Linked DNA regions of Homo sapiens: region 2 is linked to region 1. The links are chromatin loops, found by intact Hi-C in ENCODE. Cell type or tissue: Calu3. All regions are shown on one strand. Links, peaks and the distances in the headings refer to the core of each region. The heading gives the core; the rest is flanking DNA.

Region 1 (8,345 bases), core at 32-8,031:
ATTATTTGGGATAAATCTTACATCCTCATCATTTCTGCTAAAATTTATATCGGAAGATACATTTTTCACTGCTGTACTCATCTAGAATAATTTTTTATATTATGATTTTTTCCTTATATATAGCGCTAGAAACTTTTTCTTCTTATTAAAAACTAATAGTGCCTCCCAATAAAACACCCAAGTTTCAAATATATATGCCTTTTCTATAAATTATAAGTGAAAGTCATGTTCAGTCATACTTGACACTAAGAGAAACCAAACAGGCAGGTGACAAGACAGAAACTAAAGGATAAAAGGTTTCATCTTTTGCTTGATCTTCACTGACTGATAAACCCATGTTAACTCCCAGAAGATAACTTAATGGAGAAAAAACCAAAATCTCTGCTTCTTCATAATCTCTCAATCCCTCTATATGAGTTTCAAAAACTTAATTCAGTTGAAATATTAGGTTGGTGCAAATGTAATTGCGGTTTTATATTTAAGTCTAAACCCAGTGGCTACATTTTATGGTGCTGGAAGAAAACTACCTAATAGAGCTATATTATAGCTCTATTAGAACAATGTCCTAAGGAGATGGAATGAAAATACAAATAATGCAGAAAGTGCATTAAAATTACTGTAATAACAAGTGCAAACACTTGGTGAATGCCAAGCTTCAACTATTACCACGAGGCTTAGGTTAAACACAGGTCCTCTACTTAACAGATATCTATTTTTGATCAAGTTTTTAAAATGAGAATTTAAAGTTGATGATTAGACTATTTTCCAAAATTCTTCAATAGGCACATTGCCACTCCCATTACCAAGATTCCCAGTGAAAACTGATGACCCATGTGTGTATGTATATATGTATGTATGTATGTATGTATGTATGTATGTATGTATGTATCCAATATTTCCCTCCATAAACTTGAACTCAACTTCAGTAGCATATTACAGGATTCTATCAGTCCAATAAACTTAACTGAAAACGCTCAGTACTATACGAAGAGTATTTAGTGATTATATTTTTAAAGTCTCAAAATATGTAGAAATACATATGTCAAAGTTATATCAAAATTATGTCAATCTTATCAGCATTTCATTTATATTGAGTTTACAGAAAAACTTACAAGGCACCCGGTTTTCTCTGAAGACATATATCACATGAGCAATGACCATAATATACCTACGTTTAACCTAATTTTACTACATTAACATTGCTTTGACCAGCTGATTTTTAAACTATCAATAAGAGTTATATTGGAGGAATTTAACACATTTAATAGAGATGATAAATTAGTAAATGTCTGGTATTCATATTTTCAAACATTTAAATATGGCATAAAACTTTCAGCATCTTACACTGAAACCCTTTTGTTCTTGCCTGTGTAAAGGGGCATAAATTTAGAATGGAATAAATTTAGAAAAATCTATAATCATTTAATCTGTGTGGCAACAGGCGGGATAAAATTAGTTCCTTCAGAAAGGTAGTTATACTATTTTATAACACTGGGAGTTCTAAGCCTTCTTGGATATTATGCGAATGTGAAAGAAACATAGTTTCAGAATGCAAAAGTAAGTACTTTGCTACAGACGTTATCTGAAGATTTAGAAAACAGTCACATATATTTTATAAACATGTGCCCTCAGTGTAAAGCATGTTTAATTCAAATGATTGCTAGTGCTACATTTTTCAATGGCATCGTGTCTGTCTCTAAATTCCTTAATATGTTTGCTGTATGGCTGTAACTTTTAAATTGCTAAATGATGACATTAAAGTAAGACCTAATAGGATTTTTTTCAGAGTAGTTAAGCTCAGTTCTCTGCCACGGTAAAATCTATGACAAAACACAATGAAAGGAGCAAGAGATGGGAGATGAGCAGACTAGATTGAAGAACCAGTTCTTTCCTGAAACGGTGCAACAAAGCAGGTGCCTAAGTCTTTGCCGTTCTGCCTGTGAAATGGGCAGCCCATTTGTCTCTGTTCACTTTAAAGCTATTTTTTCAGATGCATGACTGATTGCAAAGTTTTAAAATTTTTGTAGGAAGGCAGATTCTCTCCTCATGTTATTGTTACCATAATATATCAATGTAAGGATTTTTTAAAGTGGCTTTTGAAGAATTTTGTCTTTGTCTCTGAAGGTAAAATGAATGTGACCAGATCACACCAGATCTAAATTTCATGAAATTTTGAGGAAAAAGGAACATCAATTCACAAGAATGACTAAAAAGTTTTATTAACTTTTTCCTTCAATTTAAGCTGCAGTAAATTATTTGAAGAAATAAGTGTATTTAGCTATCTTAACTTTGCAAAACACAAATTCAGTTGCATTTAGAATACTAAAAAGTATTCAAAATGATGTTTGCTTACGTTCAAATGCAAGTTTTTATACTCTTTTAAACTATAACACAATAATTAGACTTTTATTATGGCAGAATGCATTGTTTTTCATGTCGTTGTGAGTCACTGCAATATATAACCAAAGGACCAGTTGACATTTCTGACATGAATGAATCATCCTGTACTCTAATATGCACAAAAACTATTTTCAAATGCTTTATGAATGAAAAAGAAGCCTAAAGAATTGAAGTTTCTGCAGATATATTCCAATCATATTTCAGTAGACACAAAATTTTTTCCAAATATGACAGTAAAACCAGTGTCTCCCCTAAAGTGAGCTCCATACACATTTATTTGGCCTCTTTGTGATTACATCGGGATAAATGAGTGTTATGCAGGTTCCAGTATAGTTTTCCACTGCTCCATCTGCTGGATATGTCTACATCTCCTGCACCAAAGTGGTAACCTCTGAAAAGTAACATGAACTAATTCAGCAGGTGGCTTCAAAAGGCTCAAGCACGTTGCTTGGAAACTTACTATGACTTCTAAATTTTTGTTTCACTAAAAACCTCCTATTTCATCGTAAGAAAAAAATAATAATAATGAACCTATAACTATTACTAAAATAGTATGGCACGGAAGATACGTTTCCCAGTAGGTGATACGTTACAAACAAGAAGGCACTGGGCAATTCATTGCAGGTTTGCACACCGCTCTGATCTTACTGATTTTGGCATTTATCTGAGAGGTTTCAGAGTCCTTCACCTAATCTAGAAATGGAAATCGTATGCATAAAAGTTTTAAAGAGATTTTTAAGCATGTCTGTTATTAAGCACATAAATACCACAAAAGGAAATCATGCCTCTCCAAACACGATTTACCAAGGATCAGGGAGCCCTTAGCATTTTCCCCCGCAGCGTCTTTGCAGGCAGCTCCAGAGTTGCGCTCTCCGACGAGGCAGCCCCACTTTTCCTCCTTCTTCCAGTCACAGACGGGACAACGTGCAGCTGCCGCCACCGGCCAGGCTGCTGTCACCGCTGTCACCGCTGCCGCCGCCGCCGCTGCTTCAAAACCATAGCGGCTACTGCAAAGAAAGGGTTACTCCTCTCTTGGAGTCAAGTGGCTGCAAACTTCACCTGCTTTTCATGTACCTTCTCCTGCAAACTTGTACGTCCTTCCGTGCAGAAGGAGCAAGGAAAACCATTACCAGCATCACAGGGAACATCATAATGAAGGACACCCCCGGAAGGTAAGACCTGCGAGTTATTCCGAAATACGATCTTAATCCAGATGAGAACCACCGCTGCCAGCAGATCCTCCCCCCCACCCTCCTCTCGGTTCCCATCAGCGAGCGGAGCCCATGCCGCCAGGGAGGGCGGCTGCAGCGGCCGCCCGCATGTGCGAGGTGGAGGTAAAGTTTGACAAATGATGACCACTCCGGGAAGGGGAAGAATCTAGGCAGCCAAAAATCCGCGCGGGGTGTGCTAGGGAAGAAGCCGCGCCAGGAAGCGCCACGTACCTTGCTGCGGTGCCAGGCGCGGAGGCTGAGGAGAGAGTCGGTGGAGGTGGCGGGGCGAGAGTCCAGCCCTGGCCGCGGGCTCCCTCCCGGGGCGAGCGGAGCCGCCGCCGCCGCGGCCGGGCGCAGGGCCGAGCGGCCGCCGCCTCGCCAAAGGCGCTGGGCAACGCCACTCACTTGGCCCGGGGAAGTTGGGCAGCCTCCGCCGCGGCCTCGGCACTCGGCGAGAGCAACACGTTTAGTTTGAACTTTCCAGCTCCAGTCCCGGCAAATCCACACTCACGCACACACGCGCGCGCGCGGACAGCCTCTCAGAGGCGCGCGAGCGGGCCCCGGTGGCTCTCTGGTCGCGTCTTGCTCTCTCCCTCGCTCTTATTGGCGCGGAGGTGATTGTTTTATTTATTTATTTCCTCCTCCCGGCTCCATCCCTCCTCCCCGCGCCTCCCTCTCCGGCTTCCCCTCCTCCTCCTCCTCCCCGGTCTGCGGGGCCGGCCGCGGCGGTCGCTCCAGCTGCAGCGTGGCGGGGCTGCGCGGCGGGACCCGGCGGGGGCGCAACGGGTGGGGGCGCTCCGGGCGGGGGCGCGGGGCCGGGCGGGCGGGGACGCCGGGGCTGCCGCCTTGGCTGAGGTGAGGGAATGTGGGGGAGGCGAGGGGAGGACGCTGCCGCCTGCCGCACTGTGCTGTGCCGGGGGCACCCAGCCGGCTGCTGCCGGGGAGAAGCGGGGCGAACCCCGCGCCGCGGCCGAGGAACTGCGCGAGGGGCGGCTGGCTCGGCGCGCCGGGACCCGGCTCCCTCTTCCGCCGGCCGGGCGAGAAGGCTCAGTCGCTTCCTAGCCACCGCCACCCCGCTTCCTTTCCTGCTCTCCCCGGGGGCTCCCCACAGCCCCTCGGGGACGCTCGGACGCGCGCCGCCACCGTTTATCCACAGAAGACAGGGGTTTGCATTTGTGAATGGTGGTTTCAGCGCTACGCGGTTAGGCTGCCTCCACTTTCGAGCCGCCGCTGCCCCGACTCTCGGGAAAGGTGCAGCCACAGCCGGGCGGGGCGGGCTCAGGCCTCCGGGGCAATGAAGTGGGAGTCTGCGGACCACGGCCCCCGGCGCGAGTTGGGGTGCCTACGTGACACTCCAGACCCACCTACAAGAGCCAGGGCGGCAGTGGCTCTGCTGCTACCATTCGCCCCAAAATGAGCTCTAAAACGGCAATTGACCGCTGTTGCTACGGTCTTTCAGTCACGGCCTACCGGGCTCCCAAACCTGCGGGAGAGGCGACCTGAAAGCCGGCCGCCCTCCCCCACACCAGTTACCCAAAGGCCGGGCTGGAAAGAGCCCTGGGCGTAGACCCGGAGACCGGCGGGCGGCTCTCTGCTACCTGCCCCGCTTCCGAGCGGCTTCTCCAACGCCAGCCCTTCCAGGCTTCCCGTTAGGTAAACCTGTTTTGGCTTTTTTTTTTCTCCTTTGATTTGCTATTTATTTATTTTTAGGAATTCATGATTTCAGTCACAAAAGGGGGAAAAATTAAAAGGAAGTAAGTCTACAATAGATCTGCATAAATACAGCCAGTTAACTAAGCAGCATCACAAAGGCTGCAATGTAAATCTCACGCCTTGGAATTGGAGGCAGGTTGGTTTCCTCAGCGTTTGCCCTCCGAAGTCCTCACAGCCTTGGACTGCATTGTACAAGGTCTACAGATACAGGAAGATGGTGACACTGGAGTCCTTGCCCTGATCCGTCACAGTATGCATATGTATGTAAACTGTGCTTTCCTTTCTATCCAAACCTTCCAATTTCCCTGAAATGTATTCATTAGCTATGCATTTCTTAGTCTTCTGGATCTTTTCTCAGAAATTCACCGTTAAGGGTACAAATACTACTTAAGGAGCCGGTTTTACATACTTTACATTTTCCTTGACATCCCGAGTAAGCCCCCCAGAGGTCAGACGGGGAACAGGTGAGGTCAGAAAATGGGAGAAGGTGGAAAAAAAATGTTTATCTTTTAGGTGGAAAAAAAAATGTTTATCTTTTCAGCATGTTCTAGTTCTCTTGCCCCAGCATAATAATGTGCACTTGCCATTTTCAAAGAAGGAAAACAGCAAATGCCCATTTCTGGACCTTTAACTACTCCCGTACTCATGAAACACCGGCTTATTACTGAGAAAAACGGCCACCCATAATTCAATTTAAGACCTTTATTGAATGGAGGAATCTAGAGATAATACCTAAAAGGCAGTAAAGTGCCTTACTGGTCAGCTGAGTGGCGGACATGAAGATGTGCCCGTCTGTGATGACATCTATGCCAGTGAGATAGTAAGAGTTTCACTCAAAATCTGAAAGAACCACGTGCACTTTTAAAGCCAAAGCTTTGGAAACACATGTATTTCTCCAGAATTATAGTCCCCTGCTCCAGAGGTAGGCAGCCTCTAATATAGGGAAATACCTGTCTGATATTGATAGCTTCGACTGTGTTTTACATACAGCGTTTTCTGTATACACACACACATATACACGCACACACACACATATATGAATCTAACATGCACGCACACACACATATATACATATGTATCTAACACATATATACGTACATATATATATATATACACACATACACACACGTATTCCCCAACCCACCACCATAGTTTGAACAACTCTTAAAACAGCATACTTTTTCTAATTTTCTCTGAGGTAATGCAGCTGTTCTCCTTGTCCCTCCTCCCCATTTCCCCACACACTTGCACCCAATATGCTTCTCTTCTCCAGTGTCCAGTGGTAGCAGTGTTCACTGAGTTTTGCAATCCACATTATGATGGCTGTATTCACTTACTAGAGAAACACACATTTGATGCTGGGAATGATATTGACTCTAGATGCAGCAAACATCATTGTCACAGTTATTAGATGGAGAAAAGATGAAACCAGGAATTGATTTCATCATCATAGTAAAGAACTGAATATTGTATAATGTCTATTTTCTGGAAACATCATCTGTTTCAATGATTGTGTTTATGTTTGTACCCACAGCCTAAGGCCTGATTCATAGAAATTTAAAAATATGTGTAGGGTGAATTAAAATTACGAATACATAAACAGGGTGGATAGCCTATTTCTTTGTTAAGGTCACTGAATCAGAAGGAAAATGAGATTAAACATAGGTAGTAAGGGATAACTTAATGTTTTCAAAGGTTATTGTCAGAAATAACAAAAATATACTATCTTTATGTAGAATATAAAAATGTGTAACTGCATTGAATAAATTTATTTAAAAATATTATTTAATTTCTTACTAAAGGGATGGAAAATAAAAGGACATAGAAAGGTTCTGAAGGGGACAGAGGGATGGAAGTTGTGACCGTAAGGGAAGGAAGCTGCAATGGTGGTAGAGGAGGGGCATAATAAGAATATAAGAAACATGGAGAGAAAGAAAAGTATGAGAATCCCTTGATTCTGGCCGAGAACATCAGCAGTCATCAGAAAATCCCTCTTAAACCCTGCTTAATATCCTGAATTTGTGAAAATTTGCCTAAACAGTTAAGTTGCTTGCGTTACCACTGATAGAGCTACATCATACAGGAGAGTGAAACCAAACCAATAATTCTCACTTCCACAGTCAAGAACTTCACTTTTCCCACTTTTTCATAAAAGGCACACTGAGTCATGAATGTATATGGTACCATAATTTTAGTTCAATGTTTTAAAATTTATGAATGCACGTTGGCAAGTCACATAACTCCATCTTGTCCAGAGTCCCTACTTGTAATTTGCAACCAGTGATCTATTTATTTGTGTTTGTGTGTACATATGTATGTGTATGCAGACATATTATCAACATCTAACCAAAGGCACTGCAGTGTGTACATCTAGGTTACACATATGGAAACTGAAGCTCAAAAATAAAAATAAAAAATCTGTATTATTTGTCCCTGCTGGTAAAAAATATGTAAGCATTGCAATTTTGAATACCTAGGGTTAATACTAAACCATTTGCATGTTAGAAAATGACTACCAAAAAAAAAAAAATCATTTAAAAAGGTGTTCTTGGCCGGGCATGGTGGCTCAAGCCTGTAATCCCAGCACTTTGGGAGGCTGAGGAGGGCAAATCACAAGATCAGGAGATTGAGACCATTCTGGCTAACAGGGTGAAACCCCGTCTCTACTAAAAATACAAAAAAATTATCTGGTCCTGATGGCCGGCGCCTGTAGTCCCAGTTACTCGGGTTGCAGTGAACCCTGATCACGCCACTGCACTCCAGCCTGGGGGACAGAGTGAGACTCCGTCTCAAAAACAAACAAAAAACAAAACAAAAAAAAGATGTTCTTGATCTGTAATGTGTTTCATCTCTTGCTTCTCCAAATTCTTCAGCATTTATCATTATGGTGAATCTAAAAAAAAAATCACTAACATAATATACTCATTTTTTATACATATTTGCACTTTATAAAACATAGATTTTCTAACTCTCCTATGTTCACTTTGCTTGTTAGAGTTGAAGATAAAGGTTCCTCTTCCC
Region 2 (8,345 bases), core at 75-8,074, 380 kb before region 1:
TCAGTGGGTGTGGATTGGGGCCCAGGAACATGCATTTCGAACAAGTTCCCAGGTGACACTGCTGGGGCTGGTGGAGACACTTTAGGACCCCTGTGCTACCCCAGGCTGTCTGTGGTTTCTCTCCCTTACTTGACTGTGCCCACCTTGAGGTTTAGAGCCTGGTCCCTTTATTAGGTATCACTCTATTCCCAGAGCCTAACAGAGTGTTTGGGATATAGGAGGCATCCAATAAATACATAGGAATAAGTAGATGATTGAAGAAAGTCTTCTTTTTTTTTTTTCTTTTTTTTTTGAGACAGAGTCGCTCTGTCATACAGGCTGGAGTACAGTGGTATGACACAGCTCACTGTAGCCTCCACCTCCCAGGCTCAAGTGATTCCTCTGCCTCAGCCTCCCGAGTAGCTGGGATTACAGGCATGCACCACCCCCTGCGGCTAATTTTTGTATTTTTAGTAGAGACGGGGTTTTGCCATGTTGGCCAGGCTGATCTCAAATTCCTGACCTCAAGTGATCCACCTGCCTCGGCCTCCCAAAGTGCTGGGATTACAGGCATGATCCACTGTGCCCGGCCTTAAAGAAAGTCTTTACAAGATACTTGGAATGGCTCAGCTCCTCTTTGAATCCAGTTGAACATAAATTGCTGTGATAGAATTCCAGAAGGTGAGGTGAACTTCCTCATTTTACAGATGACGAACTGAGTTCCAGAGACCACAAGTGAACTGCCTGAGGATCAGGAAGCCAAGACCACAACAGCTGCCTGTTAGTATTTTCCTTCTTTAAAAGAATACAGCTTATTAAGCTGTCTAGGGAAACTACGGGAACTTCAGACAATAAACCATTTATCTTAGTGTTTTATCCGTTGTTTCAAACTGAGATGTGGGAAATATAAGAATTCAAATGTGTGTGCTCAACACAGATTTCATGCCTATGATGCACCAGGCACAGTGGAGAGCGTAAGAGATTTGTAAAGCACAGTCCCTTCCATCAAAATCGTACCTTCCAGTTAGGGAGATGAAATTCACACATAAATCCCACGCAGCGATACCAGTCAGCATAAATTGAAAGTAGTGCGGTGCTTGTTATGCATCCGCTAGTGCCGACAGAAGACGAGTGCTCTTTAGAGATGATAAAGCTTCAAGAAGAGGTGGAGTTTGAGCAAGGCCTAAAAAAATGTGAACTGGCAGGAGGAGAGGAGCTTGGAGAGTAAAATAGCTTAAAAGTGCACATCATAGTACATAAAACAGATGTGGAAATGTGCGTATTGAAGTTGGGGATGACGGCATTTGGGAATAAGTGAAATGATAACAGGGTACATTGACAGACTTTCAGAAAAACTTAGAAACCACTGAATATTGTGGAATGACTGCGGTTACTAGGGCAGGGTAGTGACACGGGAAAAGGGAAAGGGAAGCTGAGATTTTCTTCACTCACACCTTACGTGGCTCACTCACCCTTCCACCCGCCCCAGGATCCACTGCAGGCAAAAATATTTCCTGAGAAAATGCATCCCAAGCCTGAGACGCTTCCGCAGTGTTTATCTCAACTTACCTATGGCATGGATGTAATGACAAATAGGACTCTTGGCTCATATAATCTAAGATTTCCAAATTTATTTATCTGCATATGAAGAATGCACAGTTTATTTTGTAGCCACTGCCTGTGTTTCTCTGTTTCTAAGAGGATGACTTCTCTACCCCTTGTTTGGCATGAACCCGTGCCATGCAACCACGCTCTTACCCTATCCTCTACCAACAACCACAATTCTTTCATGTGAACTGCTTTTTTTTTTTTTTTTTCGGTCTAAGACCAAACAACAACAACAATTAAAAAAAATAATCTTTGGTCTGTGGTTAGATTGTAAATCAAAACTGCCATTCCTGAAGTTAAGTGAACCTCAGTGCAAAAGCCTTCCTGAAATTGTTCCCAGAGAAATTCCCTAACTAGCCTTTCATCTGTCTTTTTTGTACATCAACCATATTCAGCCATTTGTGTCTGGAATCCAACTAGCCCATCTGCTCCTGTTTTTAATAATTTTCTAGCACATTGCTTAGTTCAGCAGCCCCTCCAATCTCAATGAGGCCATTCTGACTCAATTGTTTGTTCTCTTCTTTCTCTTATAGAAATTTGTATTTTGCTTTGAAAGGCCGCTTTCTTACTCAAGACCATCCAACTCCCCATAGGGACTCCTCTCCTTACACACACTCCTGTGATTAGGATATTGTTGTCTCATCTTCAGACTGAATACATTGTTCAGGATTTGTTTATTTTATAGGATAAATTCCAAGTGTTACTCAGCAACAACCTTCATATTGCTATAGTCTCCTTCCAACTAAGGATATTCTTAAATCTACATGTGGATTCCAGGGAATATTTGAGTACTTTTTAAAATGTGATTTTACAAGAATTAGTGGATCACAATACAGATCAAATTTGAAAATGATTTTCACAAAAGACCACATAGAGAGGTTGTTTCTGAAAGTGTTAATCCATGCAGCATTGTAAATGCTTTCTGCCAGCATTTGGTTGTTCTAATAATATTGTTTATTGTCACAGGTTTTTAAAAAATCTATAAATATATTTTTAATTATGTAGAAATATTATACCATATGTAGCTAGCTGTCACTCTTCCTGCATGTATATGTTAAAGAAGAAGTTGAAAATTGAATATTTAGCTTGGATATCATGAGTTTAATCATGAGAGTTTAACACAAAAACAAAAGGCAACTAACCAGGGGAAAAAAAACCCCACTTCAATCCCTTTATTGTAAATCACAAGTTAATGAATCTATTATAAATTCACAGACTTTATCTTGCTAATTAAAAGAAATCATTAATCCTAGACTACTAAGTGAATTCATCAAATTATAACAGAAAACCAAGTATAAAAACTGACCAAGCATTAAGAGATACTCTGAAAGCATTATCTATATTGCCCAAATCTCTGCATTTGTGAAGTTTATTCACTAATCCTATTAGTTTCTGATTATGGGCTGTTAAAATAAGAAGTAATATATTACTATAATAAATGTTTGATGTTAGTAACCAATAATTATTTCCAAAGAATTTTTAATTAACCAGTAGCCTTATAAACCACAAGGCAAGGCAAATTAAATACTACTTTAGTAAAAAAAATATTTCTTTAAGTGCTTATTTTTTACAAGAAGGTAAATCATTAAAAGCAACTGAAAATGGACTTCTCAATTTGAAAGTCATAGCCGATAGAATTGAAAATATGTAGTATTTTCATTATTTTCTGAAAACACTTGTTAAGTCCCTATGGTACTGACTCACTTTCAAATTTCTGAATGTCTACCAGAATGAGACACTCTTGTGCTGAAAATCCACTGGAGAATTATCCTCGATATAGGATAGCAATATCTATCCCATTGTTTCATTCAGATGTAAATGTGTATACATTTCCTCTGCATTCTTGCCTTCAGGGAAGCTTTATTTTGGCATAATAAATGTTTGAAAATACTTCCTAATAGCATACAGCTTTTATTCTAGCTATGGACAACTGTATAGGAAATATATTTTAACTGGTTAAAAAAAACCCTTTCAGACTCTGTATTGTCAAACACACATTAGGTGAAAAGCATGAAAAATGCTATTTAAAGGCATGCTCAGGGGCTAACTGCAAGCTTGCTTTCCCCTGACACAATCAACTACTCTTTGTCTTTCTATGTGTATGTGTGTTTATATAATATATATAGCTCGTCCTCTGCAAGAAAGACGCTGTCAAAAAGGGGTGGGGAGCCTCAGAAATCATTCGCAGTGTAGATTTACCAACATGGTTTCAGTTTATGTCTTCCCCAAGGCAATAACTCTGTGCAGATGTTGAGGAAACCAACTTCCTACAGTGTTTGAAACACAAATCATTAACTTGTTACCAGTCTACATGGGAAGTCAGAATACAAAACAGCTTAAATATGTTAACTTAGATGCAGTCAAGCTTGTTCCCATTCATTTGAACTACTGAGAAGTCAGTACAAAATCCACAAACTTCCTATGCCTTGGAGGATTGCTTTATTCTCTGAAGAATACACTACTATGTCTGAATACATTCTCCAGATATTTGTACAATTCAACAATTTGATAGACACATTCATAGTGAGAAAAAAATGTAACAATTCAATATTATAAAACAAGGAACACAAAATCTTATTGGACAGAACCTAATAAAAGATGTCATTGTTCAACTCATTACTCAGATAATGTGGTAAACATTTCTAATGCCTCACCACCATTGAAGTGACTCAGCCCACTCAGGTTAATTCATTCAGGTAACTATTATTTGTTAAGTGCCTATTATTTTCTGGATAACTCAAGTTCAAACAACATGAGTTTTCATGAGCAGAAAAATAAAAACTCTCTTATATTCTAGTTTGCAGAAAGAAGTAGTAAAATAAAATAAGTAAAACCTATAGAATTGGTGATAAGTAAAACTTAAAAGAGAAGTAGAGTGGGAGAAATCGTGTTGAATAGTGTGAAATAGCGTTGAAATAGTGTTTTCAACGGGCAGGCCTCACTGAGATGGTGGAATTTGAGAACAGATCTTACTGAGAAATAAGCCAAAGGGATATCTGGGGAAGAATATTCCAGGAAGAGGGAAGAGACTGGGTGAAATTCTTGAGATCGAACAATAGCACCCCACTTACTTTCTATATAGCTTATTTATCCACTGAACATTAGAGTTCTTAGGACTAGTATAGCATGAGGTAATTGTGGTGGTTAAAGGAAGAATACCTGTAAAGAACTTTGCCCAGAACCTGGAAAGTAACTGATTACATTTTAGAAATTGTCATAAACTGATGATACGTTAAAATTACTTATTCTTCCAATCTTCCCCAGAGACATTATCAATGTCCACAGCCACTTATCAAGCAACTGAGACATGTGCTAGGGAAACCAAAGCATGACAAATGTGTCCTGAATTCTAGGATTTCTGCTCGATGAATACGACAACAAATGCATGCATGACCAATGCACATATAACAGAAAGGCAAAGTTAGAATATTAAGAAAGTGGGGGCCTGGTACGGTGGCTCACACCTGTAATCCCAGCAGTTTGGGAGGCCGAGGCAGGCAGATCACGAGGTCAGGAAATCGAGACCATCCTGGCTAACGTGATGAAACCCTGTCTCTACTAAAAATACAAGAAAATTAGCTGGGCGTGGTGGCGGGCGCCTGTAGTCCCAGGCTGAGGCAGGAGAATCGCGTGAACCCGGGAGGCGGAGCTTGCAATGAGCCGAGATCACGCCACTGCACACCAGCCTGGGCGACAGAGCAAGACTCTGTCTTAAAAAAAAAAAAAAAAAGAAAGAAAGAAAGAAAGAAAGAAATTGGGGCTGGGTGCAGTGGCTCACGCCTGTAATCCCAGCACTTTCGGAGGCTGAGGCAGGCGGATCCCCTGAGGTCAGGACTTCAACATCAGCCTGGCCAACATGGTGAAACCCCGACTCTACTAAAAATACAAAAATTAGCCAGGCGTGGTAGTGTAGGCCTGTAATCCCAGCTACTAGGGAGGCCGAGGCAGGAGAATTGCTTGAACTCGGGGGCGGAGGTTGCGGTTTGCGGAAACTGCGCCACCGCACTCCCGCCTGGCCGACACAGCAAGATTCCGTCTCGAAAAAAAAAAAGAAAGAAAGAAAAAAAAGAAATTGGTTGAAATAATACTATGAATATTTGCAGTTAGTCTTCTAACCATGCTTGAAACAACTGCAATTTTTAAATACTGTCTTATATGGTGCAGTGAAGTTTGAAACTGATGACAAAATTCACCCACATTTCTTTACCGGACCTTCATGTAGTAGTACATCTATAGATTATGTGTAGTATACTAAAACTCAGAAGTGTTGCCAAGAGAATTTCTCCTTTGTTCACAGAAATTTCTTGTTGCCTATGTTTTTCTTATCATACTATGACTGAAGGCATCAATTCCTCATTTCTAGACTAATAGGAAAGCCTCACAAAATCAATATCCGTATTATCAATTGGAGCTTGGTGGTCAGATATAGATCCACAGTCTTTGCAGACATTGCTCCATTTTTGAAGAAAAACAAAGTATTCAAATTTATAGTACAAATACTATCCCACCTTTCAAGGATACTAATCTACTATTGACTTGGGAGGGACTGATTATTACTGAAAGAAAGTCAAATAATTTCTTCTTTACTTGAAACATAGCGCCTCAAACTGCAGCTCACTACCAATATGTACTTTCTTCATATTGAAGGTAAGACAATATTTCGCCTTCACAGAGAGAAAAGACATAGGAATTCTGCAGAACGCTCAAGGTGAAGAGACAGAACTTGAAAATCCTGAAGACAGAGGAAGAGCAGAATAATAAGACTTATTATACAGTCAATTATTTTCTCACCATGAATTAACATGAATTCAAACCAAAAAGAGCATTTCAAATGAACAGAGGACACACACATATTTGCAAAATGCCCTAAAATGACTCCTCTTGAATAGTAGTCGAAAGAGGCACCTATTTCTATGCAGATTTGTGTGGCACCTAGCGCTTTGCTGTACTTAATACTTTATGTTCAATATAGGTAAAAGGTGAATAATGCCTTTGTCAGTATCCACTAAAATGAAGATAGATCTCCTCTCCAGGAATATTGTAGCTGGGCTAAATATTTTATGGCAGAAGATTAGGGAGCTGTCTCACATCGTACACATCGTGGTCAAAGTGGAGAACGTCTTCCTACCCCTGAAGGAATTCCTTCCAGGTGCAGGCATATGGATAAACAGAACAATCCCGACTGTGCCCTGCCCCGTTCCCCCGCCACAGAGGAGGTAGTTGAATGGTTAGACCAGTGGACTTGGGAAAAATAAACTGTGCTGCACTGAGCGCCGTATTTATCCTTCTCATGAGCCATCCTCTACGGGGAGAAAGAATTTAGTATTCCACTGGTGTAGGTTCCTCTTGACTAATTAATAAAAAAATACGTTTTGGCCACAATGTGCCATATTTGGTTTTATTTCTCAATTGTTGGGAAGCTTGTATGGGGAAGATAGTTGCAACTTACGGGGTCTTTTCAGAGGCCTCAACGATCCTGGCCCTGTGTCTGTGGCTATCTGGCCATCGTAATTTACCTAAAGAGAACATCTGTATAGCGGAAGGTATTTCCAGGGACAGAAGAGGCACTGTCCTAATGCTACGTGTCAAGACATGACCCGGTGAATTACCATAGTAATAACAATGATTTAACATTAATTGCGGGCTTACTGTTTGAAAAGAATGGTTTTAAATACTGTATTTGTAGTGACCCACTTAAGTTCCCACAACAACTATCTTATAGATGATAAAACGGAAACACAGAGAAGCTGAGTGACTTGCAAAGTTCAATCAGAGAAGGGTAAAAGCATTTGGATCCAGAAAGCCTTGCTCTAAAGCAGCACCCTCGAACGCCTTGCTATACAACAACTGACAAGAACAGAAATGCCACACCATGGCCTGAAGGCCTGAGCACAGGGAGTAAGGGCGGCACCTGGTCCCGCCCCAGGGGCAGCTCTGCAAGGTTGCCCTTCTTTGATGGAGTATCCGAGGCCTCCCTAAAAGGACCAGTTGATTGCCACTGATGTGAACCGATTCAAAGCGAGATCAAAAAACGATAAAGGACCTCATAAGAAATTTAAAATCCGGCCGGGCGCCTTGGCTCATGCCTGCAATGCCAGCACTTTGGGAGGTCAAAGCGGGCGGATCACGAGGTCAGGAGTTCGAGACCAGCCTGACCAACATGGCGGAATAAAATACAAAAATTAATATACTAAAATTATACAAAATTACACAAAAATTATACAAAAATTAAAATATTAAAAATTCAAAAATTAGCTGGGCATGGTGGCATGCACCTGTAGTCCCAGCTACTCCGGAGGCTGAGGCAGGAGTATTGCTTGAACATGAGAGGCGGAGGTTGCAGTGAGCTGAGATCCTGCCATTGCACTCCAGCCTAGGCGACAGAATGAGACCCTGTATCAAAAAAAAAAATGTTTAAAATCCTTCCTTCCTCACTCACGCATGCTTCACATGTTTATAAAGCACACAGGGCGAGCCTGGGGATGCCAAAGATGACTGATTTCCTCATAAAGAGAGCCGGTCAGGCTGACAGCTGGAAAGAGCTCTCTGGACCATTCAGCTGAATGAAATTGGAGAAATTTTCTCTGAGTTCTGGAAGAGAGACCAGGCCTTCCATGGTTTGAATGTGGCCTCACTAAAATTCAGGTGTTGAGGACGTGCTAGTATTAATGAGGGTGGAATGGGGTGCTTTTAAGAGGTGATTAGGTCATGGGGCTCCTCCCTGTAGGATTAGTGCCTTTTTGAGAGGGTTTGATGGA

The links. Peaks named below come from ENCODE experiments on the same cell type or tissue, not always from the same donor. Only the 100,000 strongest peaks of a DNase experiment are listed, where the experiment ranks them.
Region 2: a loop joins it to region 1, with 2.5 times the contacts of the local background. A loop is called at or near these places in 1 of 110 quality-filtered maps.

Annotation. Positions count from the first base shown.
Region 1 is chr4:180,054,780-180,063,124 of GRCh38, reverse strand. No RefSeq gene overlaps it. Among named protein-coding and RNA genes, the nearest start is that of LINC00290, 1.1 Mb to the left of the region's middle. RefSeq lists an enhancer at 4,005-4,084 and a silencer at 4,545-4,674. In Calu3, for the core only: no CTCF peak of the experiment used is centred there; DNase peaks (open chromatin) are centred at 4,014, 4,934 and 5,114.
Region 2 is chr4:180,430,218-180,438,562 of GRCh38, reverse strand. All of the region lies in intron 2 of LOC105377567 (a long non-coding RNA gene), which reads right to left. Among named protein-coding and RNA genes, the nearest start is that of LINC00290, 720 kb to the left of the region's middle. In Calu3, for the core only: no CTCF peak of the experiment used is centred there; no DNase peak of the experiment used is centred there.